Linked DNA regions of Homo sapiens: region 2 is linked to region 1. The links are chromatin loops, found by intact Hi-C in ENCODE. Cell type or tissue: psoas muscle. All regions are shown on one strand.

What was found. A loop is a pair of places that touch in the nucleus more often than their neighbours do. Peaks named below come from ENCODE experiments on the same cell type or tissue, not always from the same donor. Only the 100,000 strongest peaks of a DNase experiment are listed, where the experiment ranks them.
Region 2: it touches region 1 in a loop (10-fold over the local background); 67 of 110 quality-filtered maps call a loop at or near these places.

What each region holds. Positions count from the first base shown.
Region 1 is chr6:163,178,258-163,186,257 of GRCh38, reverse strand. All of the region lies in intron 4 of PACRG (parkin coregulated), which reads right to left. It overlaps PACRG-AS3 (PACRG antisense RNA 3), which reads left to right. Exons shown (of 4, transcript NR_122120.1): 3 at 1,340-1,433; 4 at 2,701-4,613. Among named protein-coding and RNA genes, the nearest start is that of PACRG-AS3, 9.7 kb to the left of the region's middle. RefSeq lists enhancers at 1-124, 4,767-5,061, 4,691-5,271. In psoas muscle, a CTCF peak has its summit at 4,894; a DNase peak (open chromatin) is centred at 4,877; H3K4me3 peaks cover 964 bases; H3K27ac peaks cover 2,969 bases.
Region 2 is chr6:163,953,704-163,961,703 of GRCh38, reverse strand. The region is part of intron 4 of LOC105378102 (a long non-coding RNA gene); the gene reads right to left. Among named protein-coding and RNA genes, the nearest start is that of QKI, 540 kb to the right of the region's middle. RefSeq lists enhancers at 1-394, 732-1,503. In psoas muscle, a CTCF peak has its summit at 4,886 (motif pointing right); DNase peaks (open chromatin) are centred at 4,903 and 6,388; H3K4me3 peaks cover 1,229 bases; H3K27ac peaks cover 7,195 bases.

The sequences.
Region 1 (8,000 bases):
TTGCAGCCAGCAGGCTATGTTGGGGTCCACCCCTTGGCTCCATTCTTGGGGGAAGGGGGAAATCTGAAAGCCTGCCAGAGAAAAGGCCACACAACGAAGCCCCCTGGCTAGGCAGCCCACTATGCAGATTCTATAAGGGGGCAGTGCCTGCGTCTCAGAGGGTGCCTGCAAGCTGAGCTGAGAGTTAAGTGAAGGCCAGCAGAAAGGCCCAGTCACTGTTTAAAGAAGCCCTGTGACATATAGGCTGGACCAAAACAGAGAGAGGAGGGGGCACGCCCTCCCCCACTCACTGCCTGGGAGTGCTGGGGTGATTTGCTGGGGCTTAGAGTAGATGGGGGTGGGGTCAGCAGTGGGAGAGGAGACACAGGGAAGCAGCTCTGGAGCTCAATGCAGCAAAATTCTCCCGATGCACAACCTGCTGAGAGGCATCCCTACTGGACCCATGAGGCAGTCTGGGGCTCAGGATCAGGACATTACACGGAGATACAGAGAAATAAAGAGCATTTAATTTTGGCCTTCAATTATGCCCCTGTGAAGTTCATGCCCACCACAACTGCAACTAAGCTAAGGTGGTCGCTTGCATTTTGTGTGGGATTAAATTGATGATGCCGCGATTTCCTCCAGCATCTTATCTCAGGCATCGGGAACTAATCTGCAGCAGGGCCACCATTTATATTGTGGGCACTCAATTTGTTCTTTTTCTTAACGAATTCTTTGATTATCTAATACTTTCCTTTAAAATGGCTTATATATTTGCAGTGAAATTTACCAAGTGTTGAAGTAACAGTAACATCTTTAAGTCCTGTTAATTTGAAAAATGTAGATTTCCTATGACAACCCTGAACTGTCCTGGAACTTTACTCATGCTGAACTTCAGGACATCTTATTAAGCTGGATCCATGTTATAGAAATTACGTGGATTGTTTTATCACAATGTCCCCTGATCTTTCTTTCTTAGCTTAATTTTCTACTACAATCCAGGCTTGTTTTGGCCAATTGTTCCCACTTGCTTTTATCGGTAAAAAAACAATTGTGATGACTCCCAGCGTACGGCTGCACTCCTCCTCCATCTTTCTCTCTGTGGTGCCATGTGCAGAGGTGCCTGGAGTGTGGTTAGATCCTTTCCCCATCCCTGGCTACAAACAGCAGTATTTGCTTCTGCCCTATATGGTGGTGTGCTAAATTAATTACTTTTTGGTTTCTGCTAATTAATTGCATTGGTGTTCTGGCTTCAGCCTTCCTGGCCTTGCAGGTATCATGCCATGAAAACAAAACAAAACAAATCTTCCATGATCTGGCCTAATTTCTACTGCTTGTCCCATTTCCATTTGCCCACCAGGTCTCTGAATGTAACCAAATTGTTCTCCTCTTATCATTCCCATTCACTGGTGTACTTGTTTGTGGAGCCTGCAGAACTGCCTTTTTCAAGAATGGTGAGCTTTCTCTCTCTTTTTGTGTCTCTGGGTGCCTGTACGTAGGTTTCTTTATATTAATGCCTGAAGTAGGCAAAGTTGCATTTCTTTATGTTGCTAACCTTTCTCGTGCAGTGCGGCAGGACAGCAAGCAACCCAAGGCTCTGAGTTAACTCCTCTCAAACACAGGGATATTCTTAGGAGCTCATAGCACCTGTACCACTTAGAACAATTAGAGACATTCAAGCTAGTATGGCCAATACGAACATTGTTTATGTGCTTCCTTTTTCGATTTGGGTTTTCGAAGCCCTTAGTAATTCTTAGTGAAATGGAATAAATAGAATTGCACCATTATTTAGGCACCGCTTTTTTCTAGCAATTTCCATTCCAATTGGACACTGAAAATTTCACCATAATTTGTCATGGCCACATGAAATGTTATCAGGGGCAGTGTTACTGAGCTAGTATGGACAGTATAAAGAGATGCACTGTCTTTAATGTAGCATTAAAGAAACAATTTATGTACAGGATTTACCAGACTCTTAAGTAGACCTAAACTGAACAAGAAATGCTACTTTAAAACTTCCAGTTACTCTATGTTCTATTATCTATGCATCCTGCATATTAGCACTGGGGTAAATTTCTTAAGGAACCGAGCACAAGGAGCTAAATTTGCACATTGATTTTTGTCTTTTATCTGCAGCTTAAGGCTAATTTAAAAGGATGGTGAGGAGATTCTATTTTCAACTGGCTGAAGTTCAATAAGAATAAAATAAAACACTGTTGTAGCAAACTCTTTCACAGTGGAAGTTTGGCAAAGCTAAATCTCATTCCTTTCGATGTGCTCCAGTACAGCCAAAATACTGTTCCAGTGAGTAAGACACCCATTAGAGTGATGAGCTTCCTACAGAACAAGAATCTCTCCATATTTTATTTTAAACCAAACCAGTGTTGCATTGCTTTGTATTAAGAATCCAAAAGGAAATATTGTGTAATACAATCAGTAAAAAACCTACAGTTTCGTTACAGTTATATTTTTATCATTGGCCTGCGTTTTCCTAATTTCAGAAGTATACGTGATCATTTTAGATACAGGAAATGACTTCTTTTAATTTTTCTTGTAGTGAAAGTTTTACAATTCTTTAGTCAAGCCTACTGATTAGCTTAAAAACCCTAATAAAAGGAGTGACCACACATACATCTCTGTAGGTATAAATCAAGGTTGGGAAATTTTAAAGGTGCATTTCTTTTTCTTCCTTTTTTTTTTCTTTAACCCTATGTCTTCTAGGCAGCTTGGCCTCTAAATCTGCTTCCCACTGATGGGAAGAGCTGACAGAAGCTTTAGAGAGGCACAGGGTGAGTTCCTAAAACCAGAGTCAACACACACTCTTCATCTGTTTTGTGCTTCACTCCCTGCTCATCTTCCTAAAACACTGAGTTTGGTCATATCATGTCCTACAAGTTGTCAATGATTTCCCATGATCTTGTCTTCAGGATAAAGTTCCTTAGTCAAAAGCAATGAAGACCTGACCTAATCTGTAAGGCAAAATCAACACTTTTTAGCCTGGCCTTCCATGCCCTTCCATGCCCTTCGAGCCCCCAGAGCACCCATGGCAGTCCATCTCTCTCTACTTGTCCAGAGGGACACTCTCTTAGAGCCAGTGGCTCCTACTCACGGTTCCCCGAACACGTCGTGGGAATGTTTGCCTTCATACCTTCCCAGATCATTTTCCTGATCTCAGACACCCTCCGTCCTCATTCATTCACTCTTCAATTGTCCAACAAATATTTGTTGCTCATGCAACCTGGATCACCCACATAGTTTCAAGACTGCATCTTCTAAACTATTTAAATCCTATCCATTCTTCAAGAAATGTTTCATGACGCTTCCTTAACTGCTAAGGACCCGCAGATTCTCTTCCTCTTGGGACTCACACACTGACTCATCTCCCGATCTTTTGGTGCTCAGCAAAGTGGAGGCTTCTGTTTTGGACTTAGAGTCAAGACCATTAAATAAGACTATGCTCTAAAAAGTACACCTCCGTGGCCCGGAACGAGTGAATTAACATCTATGAGTTTCCATTTCCTTGTCTATAAAATTGTGAAATTGCAACTTAAGATTAGTTCTGAAGATTAAATGAGGTAACATAGGTGAAAATGCTACATTTATGTAAGAAATTACTCTTTCATAAGGATGTCAATGTTTAAATACGCATTTTCTCAATTTTGTTAATGAAATACTTTGAAATTCTTTTTTCTAATGAAACCTGCTGAATGTAAAAGAGACCCGTACTAAAGAAAGATACCACATGAAGCACCAAGGGTCTCTTTCTGGATCTATCATGACTCTTGTGACTGTTTCAGCAGCACAGAAATTAAAGGCGATTGTTATTCTGGAGGAAGACAATGAGTCTCATCTATATCTTGTTTGGGTTGATTTTGTAAACAGAACATTCCAAAGATCATTCTTGCCTTTTGTTTCCACTGAGAACTAGAATAAAGTAAAACAAACTATCAATTTAAGGAAAGCCTCGAAATTGTTAGCAATTTCTTCAGTAACTTTCATCCATCAACTGATTTTATGAACACAAATTTGCAGAAATGGGCAAGAAAAACTACTTAACTCATTGGTGGGAAGCAGTGGGCTCTCTAAGGAGGGAGAGATAGCAGTGATTTCACCACCGGACCGTGGAACACAAAGAGCCTGGAAGAGTCTATCACTTTCAACTGAAACCGCAAGAAGAACTAAGTAGGTTAAGCCCTAAGAATGTTCCTAGGTAACCTACTTGAGTTGAAATTTGACTAAGAATCCTTACACCCTACCTAAGAGAGGTAACGCTATTAGGATCGGAAGTGATTGGAAGCTTTGTTTCAGATCTCGTCCAAAAGGGAGAACGGTCAATGACAAAGCTGCTGTGAATAGTATTCTGGGGGCGTGGTGGAACCCCGATTCACTGCTATCTCCCGAATCAGCAACTTGACAGAGCGCGCCTCCCGGGCCTTGGAAGCCTTCCATTCCGAGCTGGCTGGGTGGGACTCAGGTTTTACGGTATGCTGGACTTTTTCCCCGTGAGTTAAAACACATTTATAGTAACTAAGTGGTTAATGATGAGAAAAAACCCCAAACTACTGTACTAATAATCAACCTCTGCTATTTGGTTTGTAAAAAACAAAAATACATCTATAAAAAGGGTTGGCCGGAGATGTGTCTGTATTTTTTTTTTTTTTTTTTTTTTTTTTTGCCACCTCAAGCAAATAATCTCTGATTCTCCCCTGTCCATGAGGACCCATTTCCAGGGGCAAATCCTCTGGGGGTGGACTTGTCCTTGGAAGGGGGAGGGGAGGGCCGCTGGCACGAGACACAGAGACTGGGAACAAGTTCACAGTGTTCATCTCCGGGGACTCACAGAAGAATGGAGAATTGGCTCTTTCATCTCCAGCCCCGGCACTGCTTTTCACTGCCCCTGAGCCTCTGCTGTCCCCAAGCGGCCGTCTGTATCACAGAGGTGGCCACAGAGATCGGGGCTGAGTGTGTGGGTCAAAGTTCCTAGGCTGCCTGTTTCAGGAGGTTGCATCACGTATTCTTTAACCCTTCCTTTGCAAGATAGCCCGAGGTATGGGAGTAAAATGGTCAGGCAAGTAGGTTTCAGGGTCAGTCTGACTCGGTTTCAGACCCTGGTTCCAGCGATAGTTATCAATGTGGCAGCAGGATCCCTCAGCCCCTTCTATCCCACACAGGTGCCCGCACAGCTGAATAGATGGTTTAGTGCTGCTTTGGTATCCGGAGAAGGCTGTTAACCTGAAGAGTTAGAGACACTCAGGCTGAGGTTGACCTATCTGGGTTCACACCCTGGCTCTGTCATTTGCAATCTGAGTGACTCTGGGTCAATGTCATAACTGTACGGAGCCCCAGCTTTCAAATACATGAAATGAGAATGAAAACGCCAAGCGGGTGAAACACACACAACGCTCGGTGCCTGGTGACTCCAGGAGACGCAGCGTTTGCTGTTAATAATTAGTGAATAATTTTTGAGAAAAGAAACATAAAATCAGATTTTTTGCCCATTTTTTTAACCTAAAGAAACAGTGCCTTTTTGGCCTCTACATGTTTGAAGAACCAAATAAGTGGCTCATAAGAGTAAAGGAATTAAACTGCTTTTTTTTTGTAACCATACAAAAAACCCCTCTTAAACTCAATGAATTTTTATTTTTATTTTTTTTGAGACAGAGTATCACTGTTGCCCAGGCTAGAGTACAGTGGCGTAATCATAGCTCACTGCAGCCTTGAATTCCTGGGCTCAAGCGATCCTCCTGCCTCAGCCTCCCGAAGTGCTGGGATGACAAGTGTGAGCCACTGCACCTGGTCCTCATTGAAACTTTTTAGCAGTGTTTTCCATACTCTATTTATTATAGGTGTATGATAATCTATGTAACAACCTATGCAAACTCATTCAGTGCACAGTATACAAGCTGTGTCTCGAACTAGTTAGTAGAACATCTTGTGAAGGCTTCGTGATATTTTAACGAACATACTTGTCACTAAACACAAATGGAGAGAACTGTTCATCTTCACAAGGATCAGCTCGGTGAGGGACTCACTCCTGGCTTTCTACTGGAGAAGTGGGCGTGCCTAGGAAATGCATCAAAACCAGAATCTCTAGCACAAAGCTCAGTCTCTTAAACAGAGATGCTGGTCAGCAGCCACAGCAAAACCCAAAATTATGTATGGCTTGGAAAGGATCACAATGACCAGAGCTGATCACTGGATAATGCAAGTAATTTCAAAGTCAATGTCGTCTTCAGAAAGACCACTTCAAGTCAGTGTAACCACTGGATAAACTACACAGGTAATAGCCAGCCAGGCATGTGTCCAGCACACAGGAACCTCCCAGGAGGGCTCGGCTGGGACACTGGACGGGGTGCCTGGCGGTTCCTGCCTGTGTGGCCTCGGGCAAGGAGACTTGCTGGTCTGGTCTGCGAGAATGTCATCTGTAAGTGAACGGGGGAGAATGAGACAGTAACTCAGAGCTTATACTTGGATCCCACCATAACACTTATAAAGGCTTACAGAGTGGATGGGAACTCATAGGCCATGCAAGAAAACTAGTGATGTAAGAAAATTTTTTTTTTTTTTTTTTGAGACAGATCTTGCTCTCTTGCTCCGGCTGGAGTGCAGTGGCACAATCTGGCTCACTGCAGCATCAAACTGCCAGGCTCAGATATCTGATTCTCCCATCTCGGCCTCCCGAGTAGCAGGGACTACAGGCACGTGCCAACACACCTGGATTACTTTTGAATTTCTTTTATAGAGACAGGGTTTCACCATGTTGCCCAGGCTGGCCTGGAACTCCTTCCCGGGCTGAAGCAATCCACCTTCATCAGCCTCCCAAAGTGTTGGGATTACAAGCGTGAGCCACCACGATTTGCCAGAAGTTTTTTTTTTTTTTTTTTAATTTAAAGAACACCAAATGAGTAGGTTGAAGCCAGGCTGCTCTGGGAATTCTGTGCCTCGTCTTGGGAGCAGTGGCTCAGCAAGGTGCAGGTGTGGTGGGAAGGAAGGCTGAGTTCCCCCAGCTGCCGCCTCCTTTCTGTCTCGCTTGTTGGCAGGAGAACCTACGGAGGAGCCCAGCCTCCAAGATAAGACGCACATGTGAGGAGCAGCGGACATCAGTGTGAGCCAAGCTACAAAGCTTTCCACTATAAAACCACGGTCCATGCCCAAAAAGGAAACCCACCATTGAAACCTAAGCTTCTTTTTGATTAAGTCCTGTGTGGTAAATATCAGTGACTTATTTCATCAGCCTGAAAATTCAGCTCATCACAAATGAAAAGTAAAAACTTTAATTCTATAAAAGGAGATAAAATTCAGCCTTTTTAAAGAAAGAGCTCTATCAACCCGAATAGGAATTGTTACTTGTAATTTAATCAAAATTCACTTATATTACCTGAGTGCTTTATTTTTGAATGGCAACTTAAAATACACCAGAGAGACTGAATTCCATGACCATCAGTGCCTACAGAATGCCAGATACTGTACCTAGTTCTTGCTTTTCTGTGGTGGGTGTGGGGAAGTTTGAGAAACCGGGTGCTGGATGTGATGGCAGCCACCGGGGAGCCTGGCAAGGCAGCTTCTCCTAGCAGTTTCATTAATGTTGTAGCATTAATGTAAAGATTAAGTTTGGCCGCATGTAACAGAAAATTCAACATAATACTGGCTTAGGTAAGACAGGTGTTTAATTTCTCTCCTGTCAGAAAAAGTCCAGAAGGAAGCAACCAGGCTACCATAAAGTGCAACGGCTCTATGAAGTCAGAGAAGAACGGGGCTTCTCCTACTTTAATACTAAAGTTTCCTGCATGTGTCTGTGTCTCAAGATTACTCCATAGCCAAAGGTGGCTGCCGGAGCCCGGGCCTTCTCGTTTGAGTTCCAGGCTGCAGGAAGGAGAAGGAAAGGACAAAAGATCCGCCCCTGCCAGTTGGAGTCTACGCAGCACTTCCCCTTGTCCCTCTGACCATAAGATCAGCACGTCCGTGCCACGCCGAGCTGTGAGGGTGGCTGAGAGCTAGTCTTGTTGCTGAGGGTGGTGCCC
Region 2 (8,000 bases), 780 kb before region 1:
CTAAGCCTCCATTTCCTCATTTCCAGAATGAGGACAATGAAAGTCATTCCCTGAAGGGCAGTCGCCAGGACAAGGGAGGTGGCACCCCAGCCCTGAGCCTGGGCAAACCCCAGCCCCTGCCAGCCCCATCACAGAGGTGCACTGTCTCCAGCACAGTTTAAAAATGCAGCTGTCAGGCTGGGCGCAGTGGCTCATGCCTGTAATCCCAGCACTCTGGGAGGCCAAGACGGGTGGATCACAAGGTTAGGAGTTCCAGACCAGCCTGACCAACATAGTGAAACCCCGTCTCTACTAAAAATACAAAAATTAGCTGGGTGTGGTGGCACGTGCCTTTAATCCCAGATACTTCGGAGGCTGAGGCAGGAGAATCGCTTGAACGAGGGAGGCAGAGTTTGCAGTGAGCCAAGATCGTGCCACTGCACTCCAGCCTGGGCAACAAGAGGGAAACTCCAACTTAAAAAAAAAAAAAAAATGCAGGTGTCACAGAAGCTTTTCCAAATTTCTAAGTTTTAAAAACAACAGTTGGGCATGTAAGAAATACAAGCTCTACCTTTTTTTTTTTTTTTAATGTCAGAGCAAATAAAAGAATGGCAGTGAGAACTCCTTGCATCATTTCTCCCACCTTTTCATCCCCAGTGACAGTGAAATGATAGAGCAGCACTCACGGCACATCCTTTGGGCAGGTTTTGTAGCCCCCAAAGCTGAAAACGGAGGGTGAGAGAGTCCCAGGTTACTGGCTGGTGCCAGGTGCCCCAGAAGCTTATGTATCCTCCTCACACCCCACCACCCCCAAGAATGAGGCCACAGCAGCTCCCAGCCCTGCACACGTTGGAGACACCAAAAGTTTCTTCTCCCTCCTGGTCTTCAGACAAAGCCTGCACGGAGTGGGAAAGGAGATGACAGGGATCACCAACAGAAAATGCCTCAGGGCTAATTAATGAGCACCACGGAAGGGGCACCAGAAGGCATTTGCCATATTTAGTCTCCAAAAATCAAGGAAAAGGAGAAAGTTGCTTTCTGAAAAAGTACCGTGGTTTAGTGGTTCATTTCTGCACTGCATAAGCTCATGGAGCTCCTGGGCACGTGAGAATAAAGCCCTCCTTACTTTATTCTGTCAATAAGAGCTAAATTACACACAAGTGTGTAAGGAGTGGAACGTAGAAGAGAGGGAGGACGAGGAACGGGCATGGCTGAGGGGCCCGCCGTGCACCCAGCACACCCCAGGTGGCCCCACAAGGTGCTATGACCCTCTCAGCCCAGGAGCGGAGAGGAGCCGGGTTGGAACCCAGCCTTCCTGACTCCAGCGTCAGGATTCTTCCTGCTCCTCCATGCCAGCCAGGGAAAGGCAGCTCAGAGTGTCCTGATTCAGGGCTGGGAGAAACGCAGCGCACCCAGGAGCATGTCCCGGGGCCAAGGCTCCAATCCTTGCAGAGACAAAGAATCTGGATTAAATACAAATGACCCAGTTCAATCAATCCCTGGCATTCACTGAGAATTCAGGAAACAAATCTAAAACAGAACAACAAAGAACTGATATAATTGCCACGATGAAGCTGGGGCTGCAGGGATTACCTCTGTGGAATTAAGGGAAGCTGATAAGATTCTCCTCCTCCATAAGGATTATTACAAGAGCGATTGGTAAGGTCTGTTATTTTACAGAAAAATGGGTTTTGAACATGTTCTTCAGATTGTAGTGCTAAATCTCCAGGGCGTGTGACTGGAGCTTCTGTTGGAATGACATTTTTATTCATTCAGGAAGCATTTATTAAACACTGACTAAGAATAGCTCGCAATCCCAAGGAAACAGGAGAAAGCTAGGGAGTGAGCCCTCAGCGAGCTTCCCGATGTTGGGTAGATGACACGCGTGGAGGGAGGGGGCACAACACGGAGTGAGTGCCCACATGTGAGCACGGAAGAGAGCAGCCAAGGTGCAGTCCCTGCCAGCCCGAGCTGGGGGCCTCGTGAAGGAGGCAGGCCTGGAGCTCGCTGGAACAGAGGGGCTCCCACTCAGGGTCAGGAGATTCCAGGAAGGAGCTGTCCTGCTCAGTGGGCCGGGTGCCAGTAGCGGAACCCCGAGCAACAGCTCAGTCGCTGGGATTTAAAGGGGACACATTGGGGCCCCTGAAGGCTGCTGTGGACTTTCCCAGAGAAAGTCCCAGGTATCTGTGAAGGTGATGTTGGAATCAATCTCAGTGTTAAAGTAAAAAGAATCAGGTTTCTTGACGATAAAAATAATTGCCAGCAGGACTCAGTTCACACCTGTAATCCCAGCACTTTGGGAGGCTGAGGTGGGAGGATTACTTGAGCCCAGGAGTTCAAGGCCAGCCTGGGCAACATAGTGAAACTCCGTCTCTATGCAAAAAAATACAAAATTTAGCCTGGCCTGGTGGTATGCACCTGCAGTCCCAGCTACCTGAAAGGCTGAGATGGGAGGATCACCTCAGTCCAGGATTGTTGAGGCTGCAGTGAGCCATGCATGATTGCACACTGTACTCCAGCCAGGGAGACAGAGCAAGACCCTGTCCCAGAAGAGAGAGAGAATATTGCCATTTATGTTACATTTCTTCGACTCAGAATAAAAGTCTTTTTATAAAATCCTGCGCATTTTGTCAGAGTCCAAGTGAATTAGAATTAGGGTGGCCAAATTTAGTAAATAACAACAGAGGATGCCCAGTTAAATTTGAACTTCAGATAAGTAGGGAATACTTTTTTAGTAGCAGCATGTCCCAAACATGGCCAGGGTGTTCGTATTTTGTCTGGAAACTCTACTTGCAAGCAGGAGGCAGGAGCTAGACATCAGCAAGAATTCCAGGATTGGTGGGACTTGCATTGCATTGAACAAGAGAGCAGCATGAGGAAGCCCACAGTGCCGGGGGCCTAACAGGAATTCCCCATTCTTTTGAAATGTGTCATATTCAAAGTCACCAGAAGTTTTCTGTTTGAAGGAATTGAATACGTTTTTGGAGTAGAGAGTATTTCTGTAATGGGAAGAAACAATTATCTAATAAATATGCTTAACAATGTTTGTGGATTTTATTTAAATCAAATATCTACATATTGCATTTTCTTAAAGGGACTCGGGGAAAGAAAGCGGTTTGAACAGTAAGACTGCAAAGTCCTGAAAGAGGTTACTTGAAGCAATTGGGAAATCCTGAAAGCACCTATCTGGAAGCTTTGGCTGAGACCAGGCCCAGAAGGACAGACAGACAGCACGTTCCTCTCCGGCTCTGTCCTTCTGCAGGGAAACTGAAGATGGGTGTGTTTTGACCCAGAATCCGCAGGGTTAGAGTTGAATTTTACAAATCACTTCAGGATGCAGCGTTGAGACGGAAGACTTAGGATTGGAGAATTAATTTTCTCTTCCTCCTGAGTAAAGCAGCTCTTCCTAAAGCTGAGAATCTTAGCAGAATGAATAAACCAAATGGCAGCAGTCCGGTAAGCACTGTATGACCCTAATCATTCTGACCATTTTGTACCACGTTTTACAGTGGCCTGATTAAATAGGAGAGAATCCACGTGACATGGTGCTCCTGAGAACAAAGCTAAAGTATGCCAATCAAACCATGTGCCCTGGAGGAAAAACTTGGGGCACTCTCTTCTAGCAGCTAATAAAAAATAGGACAACACTTGAATTCTACACGGAGAACTGTTTCTTACATTTAGTTGATACAGTAAGAAGTAACCAGCTACAGAGAAATCACAAGATCTGGATTAGACCAGAACATTTGTTTATTAAAATGTAATTTAAGTAATCAGAACCTTGTGAATGTTTCAAACTGGAAACCCTAGAAAATCTAAGTTTTCTCATGAGATATTTTCTAGTAAACACTTCCATTGCCCAGTCACACCTATAAAGTGAGTATGCACCTGTGTATGATCCCATAAGAGCACTTTTAAAGTAACAAAACCACTATAATATGAAGAGTAATATGATAATTTCCTTTTCAAACACTGATTTTATGAGAAGCGCTTGATCCCAAAATACCTGTATGAGACCAGCTCACTCTTTCCTACATAGAATCAATACTTTATTGGCCTATAAATCTAAGATGCATATAATTCTTAAGTCTTCTTTTCAAACACTGCTAACTGTTAAAGTATGTCCATTAAAACTAAGGAAAAATCATTTTTATAAAATATGGATGAACCTATGTCTAAACGAAGATATTCATAAAGATAGCACAAAAAATGAGCCAAGACTCAAATGAATAAAAACTTCCCTGACTATCCAAGTGCCAAGCATTGTGTCTCTCAGCATTAGAATATTAAGAAATAGCCTTCCCGCAGTTGTATGTACAGTGGTATAATTAGAATAAAATTGAAGTATTCTTTGAAACAGAAGCCTTAGAAAAATGAGTGAAGAACATCAGTGGATTTCCTAAACTGATATTCTGCGAAGCACTCTTCCAAAAACATTAATAAATGTGCCACAAAATAAATGCCCATGGTCAAACAAGTTTAGGAAAAACTCTGTTGTACAAAATGCACTTTTCATATTAAAGGCACTGAGAAGTTCTGCAACAAAGAATCATGTTTAATTGTATTTAATCCACCATTTCCAAAATTTGAAATGAGAAAATATAATACCCACCCCACTGCTGGCATACCTTTTATTAACCAAAAGAATCATTTCTTAGGAAATTCTAATTTGAGAAACAATAGATCGTTTAAAGAGATCTGGTATTTGCCTTTCTTACCCAAACTTTCAAAAGGAAAGGAAGTGTATTGAAAAAATAATTTGAGGTTTTATTGACTCATGCTGTCAGTCGAATGCTTTCTGTCCATTTTTTTCACGAATTGGGTATATTCCAGCCTCCTGGTCTCCCAGCCTTGGGGAGTGACCTTCCGTTTCCAGGGGAAATACAGGTGCCCAGAACTTCCAGCAGGGGGCTCTGTCCGCTAGCACTGACTGTGAAGGACTCAAAGCTGGTTCAAGGTTAAGATGGCTCAACAAGTGACGAGCCAGAAATGTCATCTGGCCACTAGGACGCCGCATTATGAAAGTGTGATCATGGTTCAAGAACGTTGCCATGAGGAAAATCTGTGCACGGAATTACTATTATTAGGTTTTATCGTGTGTGCATTTTCAAACATAGTAAGACAGCCCAAAAGGGAAAAAGTAGAACAAGCCAAAAAGTATTTTAAAAAAATAATTATCCAATTATAGGGCTCCTGTTGAAAATATTAAAAGAACTTAAAAGTTTCCCTACATGGTTGACAACTCAAGTATGCCCACTTTCTATCAAAAATAATGCAGAAAATACAAAATGCGAGAGAAAAGTTGAAAATAAATGGAAATAAACTACTTCCATTGAAACAAGGGACAAATATAACTCTTCAGAAATAATGTCTGCAAATGAGAGAAGCACATTGTTTTGAGGAAGCTGTATTTTGATGATGTTCACCCCTATAATCTGGATTATTTTTTCTTAAACTCTTTCTTCCATATCCCCAACATCCACCTTCTCCAGAAGGGATCAAACCAAAGCAAAAACGTGCTGTAAAAGATTTACAAATTAAATTGCTAAAGAATGGAAAATACTTGATTTAAGGTGAAAGCCGCACCACTTTAGCCAGAAGAGTTGGAAAGATGACAAATAAAGTGGCCAAGCAAGAAGATCAAAGGTGCAAAATAGACTTAATGGACACACACAGCTTTCTGCCCTTCCTTTAGTTGCCAGGGATGGTGGCTTATTGAAGGCATACGTAGTATTCCCACTGGGAGAGAAATGTGCAGCATGACAGGTGCAAGTGGCTAGTAAATTACGGCATTTGCAGGAGAGAGGAACACTTTATTCCCTCCCAAGCCTTAGGAGAGTGTATACATAACACACCCCTCATGGGTAAGACAATCAAACGTGGCCATTCTCTTGTTGAAATGCCACAACTATCTCTATAAATAATCCAAAAGAGAAAAGCAAATAGACCACACACTGATTTTCATGTACTCATGTGTTGCTTCTGAGAACATGATTACTTTTATCCTATGTTTTGATCTTACTAAGGATCAATGTTATATAAAGGTGTTATTTCCACATAGCCAGTACTTTTATGTACTTTTCATTTTCCCCAGGAAAGCTACTATTGGAATGGGTACATGATGTACACTGTAAAGTTTTGGCAGGAGGCAGAATTGCAGGGGGATACAATGTAATGTACGTAAATGATAATACCAAGCATTTGCGCTTAGATTGGGTCTCAGTCTTTTCATTGGAAATGTGACTTCAGGGAAGAGAAGCTGAAGAATGTCCATTCCTCTGGGCATACCTCATGCAAGCAAGGCTCTGCAGACCATGTGGTGACTATTTCTAGCAGCTAATGATGAGGATCGGGGTGGAATAACAGAGCTCTGACTAAAGGGGAGAGGCGGAGCCCCAAGACGCATTCACAGAGCCACTTGCCACTCACCCATCCCATAGCTGACCAAGCCCCGCCTGGAGGGCTTTGAGACAAAATGTAATTCTCTGGAGTTTATGTCACTGAATTAGTGGAAACTAAGAGCTAAAAGCAAACAATTGCTCCATAGAATCAGACCAGCATGGAATTTTCAGAGTATCCTAAATATCAGCCAGCAACAGAAGTTTGTTGGCAAATACCTCACTACTGACTCTTTGAGAGAATAAAGCCGTGATAGCTAGGATTTGCCAATTTCCATGGTGTAAATGCTCCCACATGGCCAACTGCAAGCCACCAATGTGAGGTCACTGGATGCAGAGCTGGGAATAAATATGTTCCAATGACACTTGGGAGCAGGTCTATGCACAGTACGGGGCACAAACAGAGGCTCCAGAGGCCCAGAGAAGGTGAGTTAAGGTAGATCTAAATTTCCAAGCAGTCTTCCAGGTTCCAAGTCCAGGGCACTTTGTTAAAACACAAAAATCATTTGGTTTAGGAAGCCTTGGCCCCACGCTGGAATGGCTTCTCTTTGTTACATATTAGGATTCGTTTAAGACAGATATCTAAAAGGCATTTTGATGTTTGTGAAACTCCACAAGCAAAACTGCCTTTCATTTAAAAATTAGTTTTAGCTATCTTAAATATAACTTTTCTACAGCAAACCATACACTCTCATTCAGTCGTTTCTACGAGGATTTTTCTGAGAGCACTCCAGAGAAATACTGAAAAACACACCCAACACTTAGCACTGTACATTCTCTTGGCAGAATCTGGATGACGTATATTCAGTAAATCTTCAAGCATTTTTTTTTTTGCCTCTTTCACCCCATACTACCAGAGTTAATTTTAACTTCACCTTTTTCTCCCCCAATTTGTTCTCACAGCATCATTATCTCTGAATCAGAACCCTTCTACAGTAAAGGACAGGGAGGCACTGTGCTGAGGACTAGATGGGGTGGGGGAGGGCAGAAGAACAGCAGGAGCCTCCAGAAGCTGTCCTTAACCCCTGGCCTGTGTTCTCAAAACCGATGCTTGGGTCTAAGCCACCTCCATCTGTTTCCATGGGCTTCTATCCTCTTGTCTCTTAGTGCCATGTAAAAATGAAATTTCTTCTTATGCCCATAAGTTATAAAGCTCTTATGTGGCCATATGAACTTCAAAGCATTTAAATTTCTTATGGATCTTATGTGATTAAATGTGTGGCATCCTGAATAATGAATATGAGGGTAACAAAAGTGGTACTGTTGAGAAAGACATTTATAATGGCTCTAAGATACAGTATCAAACACTTAGTCTGGACCAATAAGATCTTGATAATATGTTTCTTTTTTTAAGTTTTAACCAAGGGTCACCAATGACAGAAAAATTTATAATAAACCACTTCCAAACAATGAATATCTTAGATGAACAAAGCTGAAAGAATTTCAGATTCCCAATTCATCTTTTTACGATTCATGCTGTTTCTCAGTTTATTTTATGACTTCAAACAGAGGAGTGAATGGAAATAATTCGGTTATTTTTATCTCTGTGCCTCTGAGGCTGTCCTGTACTCTCAAACACATTTTGTGCTTCAAAAAAATCTCAAGAGTTGCAAATATTCCAAA